2 separate regions of the Mus musculus genome follow, and region 1 is linked to region 2. A link is a loop called in an ENCODE intact Hi-C map of the cell type or tissue named here. Cell type or tissue: left cerebral cortex. All regions are shown on one strand.

The links. Peaks named below come from ENCODE experiments on the same cell type or tissue, not always from the same donor. Only the 100,000 strongest peaks of a DNase experiment are listed, where the experiment ranks them.
Region 1: a loop joins it to region 2, with 3 times the contacts of the local background. A loop is called at or near these places in 4 of 42 quality-filtered maps.

Annotation. Positions count from the first base shown.
Region 1 is chr4:84,863,131-84,865,630 of GRCm38, forward strand. No RefSeq gene overlaps it. Among named protein-coding and RNA genes, the nearest start is that of Cntln, 20 kb to the right of the region's middle. In left cerebral cortex, no CTCF peak of the experiment used is centred here; a DNase peak (open chromatin) is centred at 1,486.
Region 2 is chr4:83,793,401-83,795,900 of GRCm38, forward strand. It overlaps Ccdc171 (coiled-coil domain containing 171), which reads left to right. Exons shown (of 26, transcript NM_001355378.1): 24 at 1,800-1,931. Among named protein-coding and RNA genes, the nearest start is that of Gm42309, 47 kb to the right of the region's middle. In left cerebral cortex, a CTCF peak has its summit at 1,058 (motif pointing right); a DNase peak (open chromatin) is centred at 1,074.

The DNA.
Region 1 (2,500 bases), 1.1 Mb after region 2:
TCCTGGTTGTCAACTTGACAATATTTGGAATGAACTACAATCCGGAATTGGAAGGCTCACCAGTGACCCTTATCTGGAGGCATGGAGATCCTTATCTGGATCTTGGTTTGAAGATCTTGAGCCATAGTGGCTATGGATTCCAGAAGATTGAATCTCCGAGTTTAAGGAACACACCTTTAATCTGGGCTACACCTTCTGCTGGAGACAATATAAGGACATTGGAAGAAGGGAGTCTAGCTCTTGCTCTTGCTCCTTTGCCTGCTTGCTGCGTGAGACTGAGTAACTGCTAGATCCTTGGACTTCCATTCACAACTGCGACTGAATCATTGTTGAGAATTGGGCTGCCGACTGTAAGTCATCAATAAATTCCTTTACTATCTAGAGACTATCCGTAAGTTCTGTGACTCTAGAGAACCCTGACTAATACAGAAGTATAGGGGAAGGATTATGGGAGGAAGTGACTGGAATGAGGGCAGTGGGTAGGATGTAAAACAAATTAGTAAAAAAAAAAAATTAAACTTAAAAATAAGGGTCTCCCGCCCCATTTCAGATAGCTCTACTTTGTGTCCAGTCGACATGAGACTCTTCAGCAGAAGCAGCAATGTGTGAGTGATATGAGGTTCTGTCCTTGCCAACAGCTGAGACTGTTGCAAAGTTTGGGTGAGTCTGAATTATTGAAGCTTTTTAAAATAGTTGAAAGTTGTATTTATTTATGTTTCTTGTTTGTGTGTACGTGTGTCTGCTTGTGTACCAGGCTGCATGTGTGGAGGTCAGAGGACTACTTCTAGGGGTAGGTTCTTTCCTTCTTCCATCTGGACGATGGGGAATAGAACTCAGGTCTTCAGGCTTGGCTGCAAATGTTTTCTCCCGCGGAGCTATCTTGCCTTGCTGCTAGGTTTCTTTTTTCAATGACGTTCTAGTTTCATAGAAAACACACACTTGAAGTACATTGAGTCCCCATGTGTCCTCTGCCACTGACAGTGAGCTCTGTTAGTGTGGTATACTGTGTATTCTGTAACTTTCAACAAACATATGATATATATCTACACTTAGGACATGGGACATTATCTCTTCTCTGAAACCCTTGTGATCTCTCTCTCCCTTCCCTTGAACCACTGATCCTTTAATCATGCTACAGGTTTGTTTTGTTTTGTTTTTTTTCCTTTCCTGGAATGTTATGTAGTTGGAACCACAAAATATATAACCTCTTCAGATTTGCAGATTTGCTTCTCAGCAATATGCATTTAAGGTTCTTTTTTTAATATATATAAATGACCTTTTGTAACTCAAGAGCTCTTTTTTTTTATTGCTGAATGATACCCCATTATTCAGATGCTCTGAAGTTTCTTTATTCACCAAAAGAAAGACAGACAGCTTGGTTACTTTCAAGTTTTAAGAATTATGAATGAAACTATAAATGTCATGGCAGATTTGTGGGTGGATTTAAGTTTCTAACACGCTAAAGTAAATGTCAAGATGTACAGTTGCCGAATCATATGCTAAATTCTATTTCATGCTGTAGGACACTATCTGGCTGGGCTGGGATGTTGCACAGTTAGTAGAGTGGTTAACTGGCAGGATTGAAGCTTTGTGTTTGAGATCAACACCACATCAAACAGACGTGGTGGCAGGGTGTGTAATCCCAGCAGTTGGGAGGCAGAGACAGGAGCATCAGGGGGTTACAATTATTTTCAACCACGTAATGAGTTTGAGACTAAGTCTATGAACCCTGTCTCTGAAAAGGAAAAAAAAATGAAAGGAATTTTAAAAAGATGGATATATGAATGGATAGAGGAAGGAAGGAAGGAAGGAAGGAAGGAAGGAAGGAAGGGTGGGAGGGAGGGATACAGCCAATCCCCCAAATGTTTACAAAATGATTCATTCCTGGAAGCAGTAAGGTGAAATCAGATTGCTTTACATTTTCAGTCTTCCAATGTTGCCAGTGTTTCAGGTTTTCCTAAAGGTGTGTGGTATCATCTTGCCTTGACTGACAGTTCTTTAACGACATATGATGTCCACTGTCTTTTCAAATGCTTATTGTCTGTCATCTCTTTATCCTCTGGGCCTGCATCCTCTGGTTAGGGCTTTTGTTCATTTGCTTAGCTGAGCATTTCACTTCTGAGTTGTTGAGTGTTAAGAGTTCTTTATATATTTTGTGCAAAACTCTCTATTGGATATGTCTTTTGCAAATGTTTGCTCCTGTTGCTTTCTCATTCTTTTGACAGTGGTGGCCTTACCCAAGTTTTAAGATTTTAATGATTTGAATTTGACATTGTTTCTAGTGGTCATCACCACACACATGGTCATATCTACATTTTCTCCTATGTTGCTTTCTAAGGGTTTTATGTTCCAGGGTACTCATTACCAAATGAAATACCTATTCTGACCACATCCTCCCCTCAAGGCTCAGGGATCTTCATGGAAGACGAGGAGGAAAGATTGTAAAGAAGCAGTGGGCGACTTCAAGGAGACAGTGTTTTCTGAATGCAACAGAGCATAT
Region 2 (2,500 bases):
GGGCCTAGAAGCCAGAGGGTGAAATTAGCATCTTCTTTTGCCCCCCCCCCAAAAAAAAAACCCCTGCACTTTCTGGGTTGGAATCTCTCACTGAACTCAGAGCTCTGGATTGGTTGAACTGAGTGGCCAGAGACTCCCAGGACTCCACCGTTCCCACCTCCAGCATGTGCCTAGTTTTGGAACAGGTGCTGGGGACCTAAACTCAGGCTCTTATGCTTGCATGGTTAGCTCTTTAATCACTGAGCCAAATCCCAAAACGGTGTAAGGTAGTTTTATAGTATTTGTTAAATATATGATAGCAAAAAAAAAAAAAAAAAAAAAAAAAAAAAAAGATTTAAAAACCTACCGAAACCCACGAAATGTTAGAAAATGTTTCTGTATAAAAATGGAGAGGAGCCTGGGGAAAAGAAGGTCCAGTGACAGGCCCAAAGTGGGATCCAGCTCAAGGGGAGGTCCCAAGGCCTGACACTATTACTGAGGCTATGGAGAGCTCACAAAAATAGATCTATCATGACTGGCCTCTGAAACACCCAACAAGCAGCTGAAAGAGAAATAGAGAAGCAGCTGACCCCTGTTGTTGAATTAGGGAGGACTTAAAGAATTTGAGGAGAAGGGCGATCCTGTAGGAAGACCAGCAGTCTTGATTAATCTGGAACCGATATGAGGCCCCCAACACACACACAGTAGAGGCCTGCCAGGTCTGTGTTCATTCAGAGATGAGGCACCTAACCCTCAAGAGACTGGAGGCCCCAGGGAGTTTAGAGGTTAGATGGGGTGGGGGTGGGGGCATCCATGTGGAGACAGGGTGTGGTGGGGAGGAGGTGTGGGATGTGGAACAGTTGGAAAGTGGGCGGGGAGGGGCGGGGAATGGAATATGGAGTGTAAAAAAAAGAATTACAAATAAAATTATATTAAAAAAAAAGTAAACTCTTCTTACTCAGCTGACTGATGAAAAGCGAGAACTTTATCTCAAATGCAAACCTGAGTACAGAATTCCTAAGACTAAGTGCTGGAGTTTCTTTGTATTTGCTGTGCGTGTGCTGATTTGTCCAGAAGGTGGCAGTGTGATATCAACTGCCCACAGGAGCTTGGAATTAGAACTCCGTCTGTACAAGCTTGTGTCCTTACCTTTCTGAATACTTAAACTCTAGTACAAATGCTACTGATTTTATTTCCGTTATCTTATTTAGAGGTTTTGTGACCAAGCCGGTTTCCATGAGTTTATTGCTCAGGCTTAAGTTTAATTAAGTCCTACAGTTTTGGAACACCGAGCAGGCCGAGCAAACCCTGTACTTGTGTATTTTGAAGTCCCCTTTTGTGTTGAGTGTATTTGTTCTTATTCCAGAGTCTGTGCTAGTGAAGTTTCTTTTCAAAACCCAGTCCCTAGTAACTATCATGTACAACATGCATGATCTAATGTCAGTTAAACACGCTTTTAAGAGAGTGATAATAGGGGATTGCAGCTTGCTTTTGATTTTGTGTCCCCCCCCACCCCCCCCATTTTCCGAGTGGAGCTGTGAAGGAATAATTCAAAGCGCCTTGATCAGAAGGCTTCTGTGCCTCGTCTCCCCTCTTCATTTCAAGCAGGAGGATGCTTTTTCTTCTTAACATTCTCCCCCAGCACTCTGAATTAGAGATTTATTTGCAACGAAAAATCAATTAGTCCTAAATTTATTCATGGATTTCAGGTCCAGCGATCAATGCAAGTCCACTCAGTGGGCTCAAGGGGACCCAGTTCATCCCAGTTAATGTGTCTGAAGGGGAATTACCATTGATGCTGTTTTTTTTCCCCCCTTTAGGTCAGAGATCAGATCTCACTGTCACGGACTGCAGCAACTAGGAATGACTTCACCCTGCAGCTACCCAAACTGCACCTGGAGACCTTTGCAATGGAGGGGCTCCAGGGTGGGCCAGAGGTGGTGGCATGCCAGGTTAGAGCCTAAATAACATTGCTTGCCACTGAAATGTGTAGAAAAATAAATTGTACTAACTGGGAGAGAATGGAAGCCTTGGAGTATTGTGAATAATTTAGATGAGATGCAAATAAATGCTTTCTATCACGTAGCATAAAAACACGTTTCTTCAAAGCCAGGACTAGCCAATTAAAATAATGCAGAAAAGCATTTTACAAAGAAAAGTATGTGTTTATGTCAAAGTCCAATATTAAAAGACCCACTTTCCTCTCAGTGGAAGCTGGTAAGACATTAGGCTGTTATCTTTTCAAGCCAAATCTATCTGTTGTGTTTGTTGTTTTAAAATAAGTCCCTTTACATATAGAGTTTTAAAGGAGATATCTGAAAAATTTTCACGTTAATTCCAAAAAAATCCACATTTTAATTTTAGAAAAACCTAAAGTCCAACTGTATTTTGTATTAAAGAGTCCTTTTACCTTTTAATACTTAAGTTTCATAGAGCATTGTACTACAGTGTGTAAACAGGGCCATTTCATTTTAAAGCTCAAAACATCAACTTATGAAACCTTGAATAACTTTAAGAGTAA